Regions from separate parts of the Homo sapiens genome. Here region 1 is linked to region 2. Evidence: read pairs that join two places in POLR2A ChIA-PET (ENCODE). Cell type or tissue: Caco-2. All regions are shown on one strand. Links, peaks and the distances in the headings refer to the core of each region. The heading gives the core; the rest is flanking DNA. Region 1 overlaps EIF3B (eukaryotic translation initiation factor 3 subunit B). Region 2 overlaps SNX8 (sorting nexin 8).

Region 1 (4,389 bases), core at 298-4,297, 78 kb before region 2:
AAAGGAGACTGCTGAGCCCCACGCCCTGACGACTAGAAAGAGCAACTCGTGGGGGCTCCAGCATGGCCCTGCTGTGCTCCTGCCTGCCCGCCCCCAGGGCTGTGACTGGCATAACAGGGAGGGGTGCTGTAGGCCAGAAGTGTGGGGCAGGGCTGTGAAATGGCTCTGCGGCAGCCTGACCAGAAAGGATGTGAACAATCTGACAGACACCAGCACCGAGAAGCACCAAGCCACCCGCACACAGCCAGTCACTTGCACGTCAACGTCCACTTCCTTGTGGCCAAGTCTGAACTCACTTGTCAAAATCCGTAAAGAGGTTGACCCGGAATGTGTGCTGCTTGTCAAGCTTGTAGCCGTCGGCGTTCTTCACAGCATCCACAGCGTGGGCAGGGGACGCGTACTCCAGGAAAATATACCTGAGTGAGAGAGGGCCGTTGGCACATACCCACACTGTAAGGCTAGGCAGGTATGCGCTGTCCGCCCCACCCCTCTCCACGGACAAGCCCTCGGTGCCAGGAGTATCTGTGCTGCTCTTCCTGCCTCGAGCCTAAGGCAGTCACACGGGGGACAGATCCACAGCCAGGGAGCTCCTAAGTGACAGGGAAATCCTAACCAGAAGATCCGAAGTCTCTAGTTTCATTATCATAATTATAGAAAAGTTAATCAAAACGTCCATTATTTTGACTGTGGCGATGGTTTCGTGATATGTACACATCAAAATGTATTAAATTGTACGCTTTAAAACTATGCAGATTTACTGTATATCAATTATCTCAATAAAGCTGTTTAAAAAAAAATCTTGGCTGGGCGCAATGGTTCACACCTGTAATCCCAGCACTTTGGGAGGCCAAGGTGGGCAGATCACTTGAGGTCAGGAGTTCGAGACCAGCCCGGCCAACATGGTGAAACCCTGTCTCTGCTAAATATACAAAAATTAGCCGGGCATGGTGGCACATGCTTATAATCCCAGCTACTCAGGAGGCTAAGGCAGGAGAATTGCTTGAGCCTGGGAGGCGGAGGTTGCAGTGAGCCAAGATCGTGCCACTGCACTCCAGCCTGGGTGACAGAGCAAGACTCTGTCTCAATAAATAAATAAATAAATAAATAAGCAAGCAAGCAAGCCAGGCGTGGTAGTGTGCGCCTGTAATCCCGGCTACTTGGGAGGGTGGGGCAGGAGAATTGCTTGAACCCGGGAGGCGGAGGTTGCAGTGAGCTGAGATCACACCACTGCACTCCAGCCTGGGCAAGAGTGAGACTGTCTCAAACAAACAAACAAACAAAAAAAACTTAAAAGTAGTCTAATATTGTGTATTACAGGCAAGATTAGAAAGAAGCTCAGAGAGGCCGGGCGCGGTGGCTCAGGCCTGTAATCCCAGCACTTTGGGAGGCCGAGGCGGGTGGATCACAAGGTCAGGAGATCGAGACCATTCTGGCTAACATGGTGAAACCCCGTCTCTACTAAAAATACAAAAAATTAGCCGGGCGTGGTAGCGGGCGCCAGTAGTCCCAGCTACTAGGGAGGCTGAGGCGGGAGAATAGTGTGAACCTGGGAGGCGGAGCTTTCAGTGAGCCGAGATTGCGACACTGCACTCCAGCCTGGGCGACAGAGCGAGACTCCGACTCAAAAAAAAGAAAGAAAGAAAGAACCTCAGAGAATGTTTCATTATAACACGAGTAACTGAGGGTCAAGAGGCCATCCTTCAACTGACTGCCCAACACAGAAAATGCAGCAGCATTACCTGTATTTGATAATTCTAGAAACTAAAACTATTCTAGTTAGTTTTTACTTTATTTATTTATTTTAGAGACAGAGTCTTGCTCTGTCACCCAGACTGGAGTACAGCTACGTTATCATAGCTCACTGCAGCCTCCAACTCCTGGCCTCAGGCTTCAAGAGTGTTGGGAGTTTATGCATAAGCCACCATGCTGGCCTATTCTAGATAATTTTAAAAACTTTAAAACCTTAACTTAAAAAAACAAACTTTATCATCTTCTCATTCACTGCTCTGGATAGCTTCCAGCTGAGGGCGGCCTGAAGAAGTGAACGGCCCACGTGCCTGGGCAAGGCAGGAGCTGTGTTAGTAAGGATCTCCTGCAACACTCCCTCATCATGACGTGCCAGACACAGATGATACTTCTCCAACAGGAGAACACTCACCCTTTTGTCTTCCCATCCTCTTCAGGATAAAAATCATTTGTGATTTTCCCAAACTTGGAAAAGATCTTGTGGATGACATTTTTGAGTTTCTCAAGTCGGTCGGGTCCCACCTGAGGGACATTGTCCACTACAATCACCGAATCGATTCCATCTGCTTCCTGGGGCCGATCTTTGAGTACATCTCCCAGTAATTCTGAACAAGAGAGATTTTTCAAATGATCATTTTTACCAAGAAAAACATTAATACATTAACTGAGCACACTAAACAAGTCTTCAAGAAGAGACAATGAATTGTCTAAATGCTTTCACTGTGAGCAAAAGAAATCCTAACCCTAGCTTGTTTCAGATTTTAAACATGACAGCTGGGGGGACTGGAACTCTCCTCTCTCCCTTTGATGGAAATGTAAACAGTCAAGACAGGTCAATTAAGTTCTGGTAATAACCAAAGACTACAGGAGAATAACAGTGAAAAGCTTTTAACAATGCACAATGCAAATGAAGAAGACCATCTCAAGAATATCCACTATTAGATCTTCCAGAGATGCCTAGATTTTGAAAGGTTTGTTGCAACATCTAGGCAGGCAGAATCCCATCCCAATGTCAATGAAAACTGACTTTTTACAGAAGATTTTAGCAAACAAGTAAATATTTAAATGCTCAATATATTCACAGCACATTTGTGCTGTGAATACAAATTACCAGAAATTATTCAAGGAGGAACCCTCTCTCGAGTGAACTGGGATGAAAGTAGTAACTCTTCTCCCACCTCCTGTTCCCAGTGATTTTCATGTTTTCAGGCCGTGAACTGGATGGCCATTCACAGGGGATGGGGAAAAAACCCAAAGAGGAAGCGCGTCTGGGGTGAGCTTCCCCACCTCTCTCCGCTGCAGAGCCCACCACCACGCACCTTCGTTCAGAACAATCTTTACCCAATATTCCTTAGGTTAAAAAGCTCTAAGGATAAACAACTGAACTGCAGGAGACAGGGATGTGACAGTGTCTTTCCTACTCACGTAACACTCAACACAACGCCTGACACCGGACGTGGGTGTCGCATCAAGCAGTTCTCCAGGGGCCACCAGCTGGGTGTCCTCTAACTTAATCCAATTCAGACACTATCTACCAGGAATTAGCATCAGATCCCACAGGCTGAAGGCTCAGCCCCAAAGACTGGCCCCCATTTCAGATGGCAGTCGCAAGTAGTGGGCTGTCACCTCCGGTTCTGACCGACAGGCTACAAAGCAGGGCTCCCACTATCCCTCGCTTCTTGGGTTCCATTAATTTACTGCAGCAGCTTACAGAATTCAGAGAGCTAGGTTTGCCAGCTTATTATAACGGACGTTACAGAGGATATAGACGAAAAGGCAGATGGAGGAGAAGCGCAGAGCCTCCCTGTGCTCTCCAGGCCACCACCCTGCAGAAGCCTCCACCTGTTCCGCTGCATGGAGCCCCTGAACCTGGTCCTTTTGGGTTTCTATGAAGATCTCATTATAGAGGCGTGATTAATGACATCACTGAGCACCGGTGATCAACTCAACTTTCAGCCCTCTTCCTTCTGGGTGGCAGGGGGAGACCTAAAAGGTCCCACCCTCTAATCACGTGGTTGGTTCCCTGGCAAGGAGCCCCAGCCATCAATCAAGTCCTCGTCTACAAAAAGACACTTACCACTTTGGAAATTACAAGGGTTTAGACGCTGAGTGCCAAGAGCCAGGCAGAGCCCAAATACACATTTCTTAATTATATCACAAAGAGCCTTTTTGAAAAACACTATCAGGGCAGAGACCGGCACTTAAACTAGGAGACTGGAGAATATACAAGCTCCTGAAACAACTTTTTTTTTTCTTTGTAAAGAGACAGGGTCTTGTTATGCTGCCCAGGCTAGCCTGGAACTCCTGGGCTCTAGCAATCCTCCTGCCTCAGCCTCCCAAGTAGCAGGGACTACAGGTGGGAGCTGCCACCCCCACTGAGATTAAATAACAGTATTTTTTTCTTAGTGGTAGGTGAAGCTGTTCTTGATGTGATGAAATGCCTCGCAGGGCTGCTGGAAAGCATCACGTGTCAGAATTTAGAACACGGCCAGGCTCAGTGGCTCACGCCTGTAATCCCAGCATTTTGGGAGGCCGAGGCAGGCAGATTACCTGAGGCCAGGAGTTCAAGACCAGCCTGGCCAACATGGTGAAACCTGTCCCTAATAAAAATACGAGAAAAATGATCCAAGCATGGTGGTGGGT
Region 2 (4,389 bases), core at 73-4,072:
AACACAAAAAATTAGCTGGGCATGGTGGTGTGCACCTGTAGTCCCTGCTACTCAGTAGGAGGCTGAGGCAGGAGAATCGCTTAAACCCGGGAGGCGGAGATTGCAGTGAACTGAGATTGCACCATTGCACTCCAGCCTGGGCAACAGAGTGAGACTCTGTCTCAAAAAAAAAAAAAAAAAAAAAAAGGAAATAAAAGCAGTGTTTATGAACACCTGATTTCCATTCTACTTCGGGGGCGGGGTCAGGACAAGGGATCGAATTCCTTCTCTCTGTTGCCCTATGACAAGGGCTTTCAAACTGTGGCCCCTGACCAGAAGCAGCATCTGGGAACTTGTTAGAAATGCAGATTCCAGGCTGGGTGTGGTGGCTCACGCCTGTCATCCCAGCACTATAGGAGGCTGAGGCGGGTGGATCACCTGAGGTCAGGAGTTCGAGACTAGCCTGGACAACATGGTGAAACCCCATCTCTACTAAAAATACAAAAATTAGCCGGGCGTGGTGGCGGGTGCCTGTAATCCCAGCAATTTGGGAAGCAGAGGCGGGTAGATCACTTGAGGTCAGGAGTTCAGGACAAGCCTGGTCAACATGGTGAAACCCCATGTCTCCTAAAAATGCAAAATTAGCCAGGTATGGTGGCACATGCCTGTAATCCCAGCTACTCGGGAGGTTGAGGCATGAGAATCGCTGGAACCCTGGACACTGAGGTTGCAGTGAGCCAAGATTGTGCCACTGCACTCTAGCTTGGGTGACAGAGTAAGACTCCGGCACCCCCTCCAAAAAAAGCAGATTCCCAGTCCCCACCCCAGCCCTCCTGTTGGAGAGACGCTGGGAGTGGGCCCAGCCCTCTGTGTTTGAAGGAGCCCACCAGGTGATTCTGATACGCACCCACTTTGGGGAATTTAGCCCTGGGACGCTGTGCCATCCTTGCTGGTCCTGATCTCCCCTCCGTTCTAGGGAACTGGCAGCTGGGGACAGCAGCCGTGTGTCGTGGAAGAGCAGGGAACTTGGAGTCCATGGGAATGCGCATTCAGGTCCTCCCTGCCACTAAACGGGACAGTAGGAACCACACTCGTGGTCTCCTTGGGAAGGCCCCTGCCCTGTCCTGGCTCTGAAAGCACCGGCCCTGAAGGCCTCTCCATCGGCACGGGGAACCCCAGGGAGTGCCTGGGCGGCGCGGACCTGGAGCTGGGGGTGTGTGTGAGTGCTCAGTGTAGCCCCACGCTGGGTCAGCAGGAAGTAGTGTGCGGGCCAGTCCGGGGCGGGCTTGGCCTCCAGGCAACAGCTGCAGCTGTGCTGCTTGGGACCCTCCAGTGTCTGTCCCGTGCCACCTGCGCCGAGGCTGGCAGGGCCTGTGACTTCTGCTGAGGTCAGCATTTGCGAAGGTGTGCTTCAATGAAGGGGGAGCGTCTTTGCATGGGGTTTGTCGGTAAATCCTGTTTGTTTGTTTCTTTTTTTTTTTTTGAGACGGAGTCTGGTTTTGTCGCCCAGGCTGGAGTGCAGTGGCGCGATCTCTGCTCACTGCAAGCTCCGCCTCCCGGGTTCACACCATTCTCCTGCCTCAGCCTCCCGAGTAGCTGGGACTACAGGCTTCCGCCACCACGCCCGGCTAATTTTTTGTATTTTTAGTAGAGACGGGGTTTCACCATGTTAGCCAGGATGGTCTCGATCTCCTGACCTCGTGATCCACCCGCCTCGGCCTGCCAAAGTGCTGGGATTACAGGCGTGAGCCACCATGCCTGGCCATGCCCAGCTAATTTTTGTGTGTTTAGTAGAGATGGAATTTCGCCACGTTGGCCAGGCAGGCCTCAAACTCCTGACCTTAGGTGATCCACCTGCCTCGGCCTCCCAAAGTGCTGGGAATTCAGGCGTGAGCCACTGCGCCCGGCCAATCCTTTTTTGTTTCTAAAGCTGCGGTCTCTGGGGTGGGAGGCCCGAGATGTCAGCTGTGAAAAGAATGTAGTGCTCACCTGCTCTGTGTTGTTACTGTCTGAAGTTCCTGGTGAAAGACACTGGGCGGGAGATGGGTGTGTGTGTTTGAAGTTTCGTTACCTTCTGATTTGTGGATAACTCGCTTGGAGATTCACAGACTTGTGAGGCTGAAAGGATCTTGAATGTTGCTTGTGGGTTGTTTCCCCTTTTTTTGTTGCAAAGAGGGGTCACAGTGGGCCGGCGGCTGACTTGGGCCTGACTTTGCCCCTCACCGCATGCCTGGTTTCTGTGACAGCTGCCCAGCCCCCTCTCACAGTTTATCTTTGCAAGTGCAGCATCCAAGTGTGACTCCCACACATTGTGTGGAAGGCACCAATTTGTGAGCCAGTCTGGGAGCTGACCGCCACCGAAAACTTGCTGAGAGGGGAATGCATTCTGAGTTTTAGTGGGTAGATCTGCAGAATCTTTTCGGATTGGAGCGTGGTAAATCTGGAAGGAAGTCAGGGACACTTATTGAATGTTTTCTATTTGCTAGTTATTTTCAGCTCTCCCACCTCACTGAATTCTGAGGCCCTTGGCCTGGGATCTGAGGGGCTGCTTCCCTCCCAGGGTCTCACAGATAGTGAGCGGCATTTCAGGGGCAAGACACTTCCAAGTCCAGGTTCCGGGTTGGGTCTGAAGCCCACAGTGAAGCAGTTTGGTGCCAGAAGGGTTGGAGTGGGGAGGGGCTGTCGTTCGAGGGGCCTGTGGGGGGTTGCTGTAGTATCAGGGCATAGATGGCGATGGCCAGGCCCAGGGGTGAGGGCATCCTTACACCCACCGCACGGATTTGAACAGTAAGCTCAGAGGCGGCTGCGTGCTAGGCCACAAAGCTAGGAAATGATGGAGGCTGGATTTCAGCCAGGATCTCTCTGAGCCAGATCCCATCCTGCGTCCACAGCCTTTCCAGCTGGGGGCCAAGCTGGCCTCCCTCATCTCATCTGTTTTCTCTCTGTGGGACTGGGTTAGTTTAGGGTGTATTGTCCAGGCTCTGTGTCTTATGGGCTGTGTGCACTGCTTCAAGGGGTGTCAGTTTGATAGAGTATTGAAGTTCCATTAGTGAGCATAACGTTTATTCCTGCAGAAAGCCGGGCTCCTCCTCCTGGTGTTTCTGCCCGTTCTGCAGTGTGTGGTCCGTCACCTGGCAGTGTACCCATTTGAAATGATGTTTTTTTTTTTTTCCTTTTTGTTTTTATAGACAGGGTCTTACTCTGTCACCCAGGCTGGAGTGCAGTGGCCCAATCTTGGCATACCGCAGCCGTGAACTCTTGGGCTCAAGCAATCCTCCTGCCTCAGCCTCCTGAGTAGCTGGGACTACAGGTTGCGCCAACATGCCCGTAATTTTATTTTTTGTAGAGATGGCATCTTATTATGTTGCCCAGGCTGGTCTTTAACTCCTGGGCTCAAGTGATCCTCTTGCCTCAGCCTCCCAAAGTGCTGGGATTGTAGGTGCTAGCCATAGTACCTGGTCTTTTTCTTTCTTTTTCTTAATTAAAATTTATTTTGCAAATATGGGCATCTGGCCGGGCGCGGTGTCTCATGCCTGTAATCCCAGCACTTTGGGAGGCTGAGGTGGGTGGATCATTTGAGGTCAGGAGTTTGAGACCAGTCTGGCCAACATGGTAAAACCCTGTTTCTACTAAAAATACAAAAATTAGCTGGGCATATTGGTGCACGCCTGTCATCCCACTTACTCTGGAGGCTGAGGCAGCAGAATTGCTTGAACCCGGGAGGTGGAGGTTGCAGTGAGCCAAGATTGTGCCATTGCACTCCAGCCTGGGCAACAGAGCGAGACTCTGTCTCTCAAAAAAAAAAAAAAAAGGGCATTCTAGTTTAGTAAATTGATATTTGAAAGCATAGCTTTCTAATGATTGGAACTTGTACATAGAAGTTATTGAGATGTTTGAGACAATCGAGAGTTAAAGAAGTGTCTTTGATTTAAAATGTGTTTTTTGAGCTCTTTCAGATTCTCATGCAATCAAAGTTCAAATTCTTCACCAACATGTGACCACTTGGTAATCATTACTGAGTTTACATTCTTTCTTGGAAGATTATCTTATCTTAATAATCAGGAAAATCATAAAAATTAATACATGCTTAATAGAGAACACTTATTTTAAACTTTTTTTTTTTTTTGAGACAGAGTCTCTGTTGCCCAGGCTGGAGTGCAGTGGCGTGATCTGGGCTCACCACAACCTCCGCTTCCTGAGTTTAAGTGATAATTTTCCTGCCTCAACCTCCTGAGTAGCTGGGATTACAGGTGTGCGCTAACATGTAAAAAACAAAAAAAATGAGAAACACTTTTTTTTCTATTTAGAACTCACTTTGTATTAAAAACCAAACTGACTTTTTAAACATTATTCCTTGTTTTGGTTTTTTCTTTGCAAGCTGGGCGTAGGATCTCTGATTTGCTTTTGCTG

What was found. Peaks named below come from ENCODE experiments on the same cell type or tissue, not always from the same donor. Only the 100,000 strongest peaks of a DNase experiment are listed, where the experiment ranks them.
Region 1: POLR2A ChIA-PET joins it to region 2 with 8 read pairs; 6 of 35 experiments call an interaction of 5 or more read pairs at or near these places.

What each region holds. Positions count from the first base shown.
Region 1 is chr7:2,358,672-2,363,060 of GRCh38, reverse strand. It overlaps EIF3B (eukaryotic translation initiation factor 3 subunit B), which reads right to left. Exons shown (of 19, transcript NM_001037283.2): 2 at 2,159-2,351; 3 at 297-416. Among named protein-coding and RNA genes, the nearest start is that of EIF3B, 6.0 kb to the right of the region's middle. In Caco-2, for the core only: no CTCF peak of the experiment used is centred there; no DNase peak of the experiment used is centred there.
Region 2 is chr7:2,280,194-2,284,582 of GRCh38, reverse strand. The region is part of intron 1 of SNX8 (sorting nexin 8); the gene reads left to right. Among named protein-coding and RNA genes, the nearest start is that of MIR6836, 25 kb to the right of the region's middle. In Caco-2, for the core only: no CTCF peak of the experiment used is centred there; a DNase peak (open chromatin) is centred at 1,917.